Linked DNA regions of Mus musculus: region 1 is linked to region 2. The links are chromatin loops, found by intact Hi-C in ENCODE. Cell type or tissue: left cerebral cortex. All regions are shown on one strand. Links, peaks and the distances in the headings refer to the core of each region. The heading gives the core; the rest is flanking DNA. Region 1 holds the start of Shld1 (shieldin complex subunit 1). Region 2 overlaps AU019990 (expressed sequence AU019990).

The links. Hi-C counts contacts between places; a loop is a spot of excess contacts. Peaks named below come from ENCODE experiments on the same cell type or tissue, not always from the same donor. Only the 100,000 strongest peaks of a DNase experiment are listed, where the experiment ranks them.
Region 1: it touches region 2 in a loop (4-fold over the local background); 9 of 42 quality-filtered maps call a loop at or near these places.

The regions. Positions count from the first base shown.
Region 1 is chr2:132,685,078-132,690,388 of GRCm38, forward strand. It overlaps Shld1 (shieldin complex subunit 1), which reads left to right and starts at 1,854. Exons shown (of 3, transcript NM_001358260.1): 1 at 1,854-1,904. In left cerebral cortex, for the core only: a CTCF peak has its summit at 1,899; DNase peaks (open chromatin) are centred at 1,850, 2,545, 3,729, 4,132 and 2 more places; H3K4me3 peaks cover 1,248 bases; H3K27ac peaks cover 4,039 bases.
Region 2 is chr2:132,605,082-132,610,460 of GRCm38, forward strand. All of the region lies in intron 2 of AU019990 (expressed sequence AU019990), which reads left to right. Among named protein-coding and RNA genes, the nearest start is that of AU019990, 9.6 kb to the left of the region's middle. In left cerebral cortex, for the core only: no CTCF peak of the experiment used is centred there; a DNase peak (open chromatin) is centred at 2,442; H3K27ac peaks cover 1,505 bases.

The sequences.
Region 1 (5,311 bases), core at 312-5,311, 80 kb after region 2:
GAGGAAGGAAAACTCAGGGCAAGAAAGAACAAGCAATGAAACCAGTGTGGAGGAGGTGGAGCTGGGGAGAGATGAGGTCTTTGTCTGACATGGTAATTTGAACTTGCTTAGCCCAGGGAATGGCACTGTTAGGTGTGGCCTTGATGGAGAGGGTGTGTCACTGTTGGGGTGGGCTTTTAGACCCTCCTCCTAGCTGCCTGGAAGCTAGTCTTCTGGCAGCCTTTAGATCAAGATGTAGAACTCTCAGCTCCTTCTCTAGCACCAAGACTGCTTGCACATGACCATGACTGAACCTCTGACATTGTAAGCCAGCCCCAATTAAATGTTGTCACATATGAGAGTTGACTTGTCTCTTCACAGCAATGGAAACCCTAACTAAGACATGTGCACACACTTTCACAGTATATAGTATTGAATGGCCAAACCTCAAGCACTATTTGCTTTTATTTTATTTATTTATTTATTTATTTATTTATTTATTTGAGACAGCGTTTTACTATCTATCTATGGCTGGCCTGGAATAGATAACTATTTATTTATTTATTTATTTATTTATTTATTTATTTATTTATTTATTTATTTGAGACAGCGTTTTACTATCTATCTATGGCTGGCCTGGAATAGATAACTAGACTAGGATGGCCTTGAGTTCACAGAGAACAGCCTATTTCAGCCACTTGAGCAGTGGATTCTAAAGACATTTATCACCACAACTGGCTCAAGCACAACGCTTAAATATTTTAAAATATTTTCTGTGTGTATGCCTGGTGCCTTTGGAGGTTAGAAAAGGACAATGGGTTCTCTGGAACTGGGTTTAGAAAAGGATGTCAGCTGTCATGTAAACACTGGAAACTGAACCCAGGTCCTCTGGAAGAGCAGCCCATGTTCCTTACTGCTAAACCATCTCTCTAGCCCCTAAAGCAGTAATTTGAAAACATTCCTCTAACTTGCAGGACTCCTAATGTGTGGGGTCTCACCCAAAGGTAGGGATCTGGAGGGGCTGTAAATATACTGGACCCCTCAAGACTATGGTGGGGGAGAAAACCGTCCAATTAAACAGAATTGTTTTAGACTAGCTTTTTACAGTAGTAGGCCCAGTGGACAGAACCAAACTGGAATGGAATCTTTTGTGCTAAGTGCCACTTAAATGAACTTGAAACAAGCTTGCTTTCTCCATAGTTCTGCTCAACACAATCTCCTTTGTTTAAACCTATAAGGATAGTACCCTAGAACTTGGGCTTTTCATTCTCTTTCCATTTCTCCCATAAGAAAATATGGGACGTCTCCCCATAAGCAGATCCATGCTGCTCTAGAACTCTCCACTAGCTCTAGGCTGAGTTTGTTCTGGTTGTGTGCTTTCTTGAGAGGGGTGGAATTTGGGACCAAATTCCAGACACCGATTCACATGCTACGCCATATCCCCAGCCCCTCGAATTTTGTCTTTCAACAGTCAACCCTTTTGTTCTTTTGTGTGGTCCTGAAATTTTAGCCCGAATAGAATCCATGTAACAATATTAAATTATTCTTAATGCTGTCTGAGAGAATTTTGCTAGCCTAAAGCTCCTGATCGTCTTGCCTCACAACGTCCTCCCAAGGCCTCGGGTTCAGACTGTACTTCCAAGGCCAGTTTTCGTCTTATGTCCTTTTTAAGAGACTTTGCATGTTAACAGTTTCCCAGTTTCTTTGGAGTCGGACAAGGACACTTAGAGCAACTAAATATCCCAGATGACCGTCCTGCTGCAGGAGTTCAGGCAAATGCCCTCAGTTAAGATGGCCGCAGCTGACTTGCCTTGACCTTTTCTCGCCTCAGCAAAGACGGGTTCAACAACTTCCTTTTAAACTCTGCTTTTCCCATAACAAAGATGGAGCCAGCGCTTCCGGTTCCGGGCTCTTGCGGTCAGCCGGTGAGTGACACGGGGCTCTGAGAACCTCTGCCGGTTTTTCTGCCGTTCTGGAGGGCGGTGGGAAGGGAGCGGGGAAGCGAGGAGGGAGGGGGAGGAGCGGATGGTTTATTCCGCCGGTTTCCCTGGCACCTGCCCCGCCCCGCCCCTCCGCTCCAAGCTCCGCCCACTGCGCTCTTTTTACCTCGCTCTGGAATTAGTAGAGATCAGGATTAGTTCCAGTCAATTATTTATTTTGGTTTTGTTAAGGCTTTTATGGTTTTGGTTTGCATATATATATAGTCTCTCTACATAGCTATGGTTGTCCTGGAATTCACTATGTCGATCAGGCTGGCCTCGAACTTACAAATAGATCCTCCTTCCTATGCTGGCATTAAAGGCGTGGGCTACCAGGGGTCTATTATAATTTTAAACAGCAGTATTAGTAACTTGATGTTTCCATAAAAATCAAAAGTGTAAACTACAGTCTGTTTTGTACGTTAGCCTAATTGTGCACTTGTGATAACCCTGGACTGTTCTCATCACGCCAAGGAAAACTATTTATTGAGGAACACAGTCCAGAACCAGAGAGCTTCGCTCCGCCCACCACTTGCCCCTACCCCAGTCCTGGGCTATGACCAGAGTGCTGTCTGTCTCTAGGGTTGTTTAATTTGCATTGTATATAAACGGAATCAAAAAAGTATGTGGCTAGATTCTTGGGGCAGGGATTTGCAAAGCTTGTTTTGGGGACTTGAGAGAATTGCATTCCATGGATGACTTAACAATGCCTATCTTTATGGAATCGTATTGCATATTCTTATTTTTATGTTGAAAAGGACCTTCCTGTCTGTTTTCTGAATTTCTCCATCAATTGCCCATCAGTGTGATTCTACTTTGGGACTTACCTTTCTCTTTCACTTCTATGTCTTTGTGTCAATATTCTTGTCTTCATTCCAGGATCTCCATCACATCTGACTTGCACTATTTGTTTTGTTTTGTAGGGATAGTTTGGGCATTAGTAACATCATATTTTATTTTTTATTTTGTTATGTTTTATTTTAGTTTATTTTTAGGACAGGGTCTCACTATGTAGCTCTGGCTGGCCAGGAACTCACTATGTAGTTCAGTGGGCTCTAAACATACAGAGCTGGGCTTATGTCTGCTAGAACTAAAGGCATGGGCCACCACCCCTGCGAATAGCACCATCTTAAGATACTGGCTTCTGGTGCACGAACAAGGAAGGTCTTCCATTTCTTTAGTGCATATTTAACATCTTGTGCATATTTAATACAGCCGTGTTTCATTTCTGTGCCCTTACAAATGGAAAAGGTTCTTAATTTTTCTTTTGAGGTTGTATCACTTGTCTAAAAATACAAGTGATTTGTGTATGTGTTTGGTCTTGTATCTTGCAAACTTGTGTAAGTTGTTTATTTAAAAATTTTTTTTTGTGGCTTCCTTGAGGTTTTCTATACAAGATCATATCTGATTTTTGTTTGATTTTTGCCCTGGGGATTGAACCCAGAGTCTGGTACATGTTAGGCAAGTACTTTACCACCAAGCTGCATCCCCTGCCCCTGTGTCCTGCAAAGGGGGATAATTTTATAGCTCTCTTTCCAACCTTTCACTGCCTTTTCTTGTCTAACTGTGCTGTCTAAAACTTCCAACACAACACTGACTGGCCATAGCAAGTGGAGACGTTCTCATTTTGCTTCTGATTGCAAGATGAAAGCATTTCGCTGGCCTCATTGAGCGTTCTTACTGTGGGTTTTCGAAACCACTCTTTTTGAGGTTGCAGAAGACTATTTCTAGCTTGTTGAGTGAGTAATCGAGAAACTATATTTGTCAAAAGTCTGCTTGAGTCTGTGGTACTCATCAGTAATGTGCTGGGACACGCAGAGGGCTTGGCAGGGGCTGAGGGCTGAGGCTGTCACTCAGTAGAATTAGTAGAGTGCTCGCCTCTCATCAACAAGGCCCTGGATTTGCTCCCCAGTCCTACATAAACCAGGCACACCTTTAAGCTCAACTCAGTGGGAGGGGAAAATAGGAGAGTCAGGAGTTCAGTGCCTCCCCCATACACAGCAAGTTCAGTGTCAGCCTGAGCTACATGAAACTCTAAAACAAAACAAACCAACAAGAATGAATAACATGATTTTAAAATAAAACAGATTTGAATTTGGTGGGGGGGGGGTGGAGGTTAGTTCCATCTAGTCCTGACATACAGTCATTTCCTTCTTTTTTTGGTGTGTTTGGGGAGGGAGGGTGGCTGTGGGAAGGTGCACAGGTTTGCTGAGTCTAACCGAGCCATACCTCCAGTCTCTGGAGCCATCTCCTGTGTGTGCACTGCTAGATGCTCTGTATGTGTGTCTGTGGTACAGGACTGTGTACTTCCTGTGATGGGACTGTGGATATTGATGGGCTGCCCTTTCCCTTTGTCTTTCTTCCTTTTTCTTTCAAAAGAGGAACTATGTGAGTTCGTTTTACAGGCCTAGCAGTGTAGTTTAGTGGTAAGGAAGGCCCTTGGCTGGTGTGCCTGAGGACCTGGGTTCAATCCCCCAGTTCCCTCTGTCTCATCGTTTTCTCCTGTGCACATTCGCTGAGTCTCAGACAGTATGTTTAGGAGAACACGTGCAGCTGCTTATTTTATGGTGCAAAGGATTCAGCTTTGCAGCACGATTTTTTGTTTCCCTTTGGCACAGTGCCCAGCATGGAATTTTGGGCATTTAAGTGATTCAAAATGCAAACCAAGACTATCACATCAGGTATTCTTTTCGTTGATGACACTCAGTTTGATGTTCTAACAAGGCTCCTTTGAAGGCAAGCAGAGTATGCTGGCTCATCTATGACCTCTACACTCCCTTCCACAGGCCTCCTGCGCAGGGTTACGTAACGGAAGCAGAAGCCAGAGGTGCCATGCAGAGGTCCCTGCTGAAGCTCCAAGCTCACTGAGCTGTTAGAGCGCCTGCAGAGAGACGGGATGTTCTGGGTTTTTTTGGAAACCTTATCTTTCCACTCCTTTTAGCAGTGATCAGCTGATACCTTGGCAGATCTTCTGCCTGCGCAAGTGTCTGCAGCGTGTGACTGGGTGTCCTCAAACTAGGACCTGGCCAGACGTCAGTGTTGATTTGTTTTCTGTACTTGCTGCCTTTGCCTGATCAAGGCTATCACACTGAGGCTGCTCACTCTGAAGGCCTTCAAGCTGAGCGCATTCACTGGGAGCAGCTTCTACGGTGTAATGATAGGATTATCTGCTCCACGCACGGGGTCATTGCAGGTGAAGCACTTGGTGCAGGGGGCGAATCCACTATACTGTTGACAAATGTGATCTAGCCTCATTACACTGCTCATCTTATTCTGAAATTGCCTCGTTCATTAAACATATGTCTTTGAGATTTTTCAAGTTCTTTTATTCTTTTTTGTGTGTTCTGTCATTT
Region 2 (5,379 bases), core at 129-5,128:
CTCCAGGTGTGTTCCCTCCAATACTCATCTTGAAACTCCATCTGCATGATGCTGAGAAGTGGGACAGGTGGGACCTTAAGTAGTGGCCAAGTATCTGCCCTCAAGCTGAGTACGGTGGCAGTGGCAAACCTGTGATCTCAGTACCTGAGAGGCAGAGGCAAGCAGATATCAGGCTAGTGAGCTTGAGGAGGACAGTACTGGTTACATAAGGCTTTTCCTCAAAAAAATGTGGAAGGAAGGAAGGAAGGAAGGAAGGAAGGAAGGAAGGAAGGAAAGAAAGAAAGAAAGAAAGAAAGAAAGAAAGAAAGAAAGAAAGAAAGAAAGAAAGAAGAGAGAGAGAATAAAGTCTGTCATGAGTTACATTAGCTCATTCATATGAGTAATAAGTTGTGGGCCAATGAGCTCCCTCCCTCCCTCCCTCCCTCCCTTCCTCCCTCCCTCCCTCCCTCTCTCCCCCTCCCTCCTTCCCTCCCTCTCTCCTTTCCTCTCACCTTCTTTTTTCTTCCTTGTTTCTCCCTGCCCTTACACTAGTCCAGGCTAGCCTTGACTTCCCAGTCCTTTTGCCAGCTGTCAATGCTGGGCTCCATAGGTTTTCTAGGAAGTAGCTCTCCTCTAGGTCACAGCGTACCCTCCTTTGCCACATGATCCCCTGTGTCACCTATGACCTCTTCCTGTAAGAAAGTCATATAGATCCATGGGCGACATCAATTCTCCTTTCTTCATAATTTACCAAGCCTCTAGCAGTAGCAACCAGACCAAACAAGACCCAAATCTGAGCTCAGATCTTTTAGAGGCTACTGCTCTGTCTTCTACCTTGTTGCTAACTTTTTCCATATACTTGCTGCTGGAGGGCATTTCTGGAAAGAAATACAAACAATTTCCAAGTGACATCTGCCTGTCCATGTGTATCCTATGAGTAACTCAGAGGGCTGAACAGAGAAAGGAAGCAATGATACACTCCATTGGGCAGCTAAGGAGACAACGTGTCTCCTTAGAGTCTCACCAGGAAACTGTCTACGTTGAACTAATGAGAATATGAAGAACATGGAAAGATTACGGAGAACTCAATTCCATGATGAGTGTTTTTTGTAAACAGAACAGACAGCAAGAAGAACAGGCTGTGAACAAGAAGGTTGTGAGGCCCGGTGTGGTGGTGCTTGTCTTTAATCCCAGCATTCCAGAGGCAGAGAGGACTCTGTTAGTTTGAGAGCACCTTCGTTTATACAGCAAGTTCCTGGTCAGCTGAAGTGAGACCCTGTGGATGACAGGAAGAGGAGGAAGAGGAGGAAGTGGTATTGGCACAGTGTTGGCTGCAGCTCTCAAGATCTCCTTTCCTAATATGAAGCAGAATTTAGAAGGCACACTTGAGCCATTGGTGGTCATTGCCTCCTTCCAGTCAGGATGCCAATACTAGTGATAAAATAAAGCCCTACAAATATCAAACTCATTTTTTTTTCTCATGAGAACAGAAGTATTAGGGTTAAGGACGGAACATACTTGGTGAAATGCTTGCTGAGGTCACACATGAGACCCTAGGTTGAATCCTCAGCACTGAGTAAACTAAGCTAAGTGGTGCCCACCTATAATCCCAGCACTCAGGAGGATCCAAAGTTCAATCCTCACTTACATAGTGAGTTCAAGGCCAACCTGGGTTATATGAGGCTGTCTCAAAGAAACAAACCAAATAATTTTAAATAAAAAATAAACATAATCAGCAGAAGAAAATACCCTAATGCTGGCAAGATGGTAAAGGCATATGCCACCAAGCCAGGCTCCTGGGATTTGATCCCTGGGACCTATATGGTAGAGAGAAGGTGAGAAATGACTTCACAGGTTGTCTTTAGACTTATACACACACACACACATACACACACACACACACAGAGAGAGAGAGAGAGAGAGAGACAGAGACAGAGAGAGAGAGAGAGACAGAGACAGAGAGACAGAGACAGAGAGAGAGACACATATACACAGAGAAAGTAAATGGATAAAAATTTTAAAACAAGTAATCCTCCTCCCAGCTTTGAAACACTGGAAGTCAAGGAATCACTCCAACTCAGTCCATGGAAGTTGAATCCAGTAAACTACTTAATCACATCTGGTTTCCATAGCAACAACCACATACACGGCTTTGTTGAACAAGACTGAATAAGGGCTGCCAGTGTGAAACACAAATTGTGCTCTGTTCTTGGTTCATCAGCATCTCCTCCTTGAACACTGGGTGCAAAGGGTGCAGCACTCCGCGTTTTTCTCCGTGGTGATCACCTGGCTTCACAGGGATCACCTCAGCTCCTTGTTTCTGGTGCAGAGCTCAGGACTGTGGGAGGAGACACATTGCAAGCACTCTAAACGGAAAGAAAACCATTTCAGATAGTTGCTCATCCACCCAGGGATTTTTTTTCTCCCAGGCAGTCGTGCCTTTTTCTGTTGTATTCGGATCTGAGACAGATTTCCTAAGTGCCAGGCTATTTTTAGAGGGGCTTGGGAGAGGGAAGAGCTTAAAATCCACCTAAACTTAGACTCAGTGTCTCTCAGGGATACAGTTTGCACGTGCACAAACATGCCACACTACAGATCCCAGGCTTCTCTCCCTCTAGACTGAGAACTCAAAGATGAGAAGAATCACTCTCCAGCACAGGCTGAGGGAGAGGGGGTGAGATGGGAGCTGTTGGCTGGATAAATGTTCTGGGAAGTTACAGGGCACAGGCCTACAGGTGAAGGGGAATCCCCGGCCTGAAAGAAAAAACTCAGCAAGATTACATCAGCAGGTGGCGAGGTGAAAGGCTGAGCAGTGGATAGGCAGCCACAGAGTCTGGGCTTTCCCTCAAGAGCAACAGGAAGTTGGTGATCAAGGAAGTCACACAACTGGAGTTGCTGTGTAGAAAGATGACATTCAACCCTCAAGACCCTGAGACAGTCCTCAATGAGAGCTCTGCTTTTAGGCCTTCTCTTCCTCTGTGACATAGCCCATCTTCCCAGCTGCCATTCCCTCAGGAGTGGCAGCTTCTATAGTAGTTGACTAGGGAGCCCCACGATGAGGGCAAAGAGAAACTGCTCACTCTTTGCTGTGGATTGGAGAGCCCTCAATCTCCAAGGCTGAATGAAGTCCTGTTACCAGTGGTATAGTTGGGGACATGGGCAGTAAACTTAGGAGGTCCCAAAAGATAATTCTTCATCTGGCAGCATTGCTGGCCATGTATGTATGTATGTATGTATGTATGTATGTATGTATGTATGTATTGGGTTTTTTTTTGAGACAGGGTTTCTCTGTGTAGCCCTGGCTGTCCTGGAACTCACTCTGTAGACCAGGCTGGCCTTGAGCTCAGAAATCTGCCTGCCTCTGCCTCCCAAGTGCTGGGATTAAAGGCATGCGCCACCACTGCCTGGCTCAGCATTGCTGGCCTTAAGGAGTAAACTAGGGCTCTCTCTAGTATGAAGACCTTGAAGAAAAAACACACAACAGGAAGGTGGCCATCTATAAGCCAGGTCATGTAGCACCCTGATATTAGACTTCTAGCTTTTAGAATCCTTTGTTCATTACCTCGTGATATTTTATTATGATTATCCAAGCAAGCTGTATTACATTTTTTTAAAAGATTTATTTATTTATTATATGTAAGTACACTGTAGCTGTCTTCAGACACTCCAGAAGAGGGCATCAGATCTTGTTACTGATGGTTGTGAGCCACCATGTGGTTGCTGGGATTTGAACTCGGACCTTTGGAAGGGCAGTCGGTGCTCTTAACCACTGAGCCATCTCTCCAGCCCTGTATTACATTTTTAGTTACATTTATCATTTAATTGTTATTTATTTATTTATTTATTTACTCTGTGTGTGTGTGTGTACGTGTGCCACACTGCATAGCACACCTCAGACAACAGCATGGAGGAATCGAATCTCAACCATCACATAGATCCCAGAATTTGAACTCAGGTCTGAGGTCACAGAATAGCTCAGAAGAGTTTGTGCTCTGTCTTTATCACACAGATCCCACAGACTGAACGCAGGTTGTCAGGCTTGACAGCTTGTGTCTGTGCCCCATGAGCCATCTCGCCTGACCTGTATTAGTTTCCTATGGGCCTCTGTGACTAAAATATCTGCCCAAACAACCAAGGCATAAAAGACTCATCTGGGCTCATAGGGTTTGAGGGACCTCAGACCATCATGGTGGATGGAAGCACAATGAGATGGACCTTGGGACAGCAGCTCCCACATCACCTGTCCAGCCAGTCAGCTGAGTACACAGGCAGAGATCAGAAATGGAAATGACACTTGAATACCCACCATTAGTGACATGCTTCCGTCAGCCAGGTCCACCTGCTATAACTTCACAGCCTCCAAAATGGTGTCACAAGTGCTGGGGTCAAGCATTCAGAGTGGAACATTCAAATTATAAGTCATTGTCCTTCCAGACAATGAAGAATAAATATTTTTATAGAATTTCTTTCCTTTATAAACCTGAAGAATATTCCAATATATGCTGTATGTGTATGTATGTATCATATTTTAAAAACATCCTGCTCTCAGCCCATGACTACTTGTTTCTCCCTTCATCCAGCATCTTTCTTCTTCTTCTCCTCTTCTTCCTCCTCCTCCTATTCCTCATCTTCTTTTTCTCCTCTTCCTCTCCTTCTTCCTCCTTCCCCTCTTCTTTTGAGACAGGGCCTCCTGACTGTCCTGGAGCTCTGTGTAGATCAGGATGGCCTTAAATGTACAGAGACTTGCCTGCCTCTGTCACCTAAATCATGGGATTAAAGATAAGCAACACCACGCCCAGCTAGCCACCATCTTTCAATAGCTCCTCAGCCTGAGGTGAGGGCTGAACCTTGGAGGGGTATAATATAGATGCCCCATTTGTCGCTTAGCACTTCACAGTCAATTATTTTTGCATTTTGAAGAGCTGTGAATTTCTGTGTTATTCCCACTACATTCCACAAAGAAACTTCTCTAATGAGGTCCCAGGGCTGCACTAACTTATGGGTAGAGAGATGTGAATTTAAAGGGCAGTTGGATACAATGTCTGTTTAACAAATAATAGTAGTAGGTCCTTCCATGAGGCTAGTCAATTTACCAACCATGATTAAATTTGCAATACCAGGCATGTGTTTTCTCCTATGGAGTAGGACTTAAAGTTAACCAAAAAGTGGTTGGTTACCCCCAAAACATTCATGCCACTATTGCATCTATGGGCGTGTTTTGCCATGCTGGTCACTATTGTGGTTCATATGATTCACAGTTGGGTAAGACTGTTGATGACTTTTGATGCCCTCCTCCCCCCAAGGGACCGCATAGTACCTTCAAGTACCATGAGAGTTGGCTAGCAGGGAGTAAGCTTCTTGGTTGATACCAACTTGACTTCTCTATGTCCTGTGACCAAT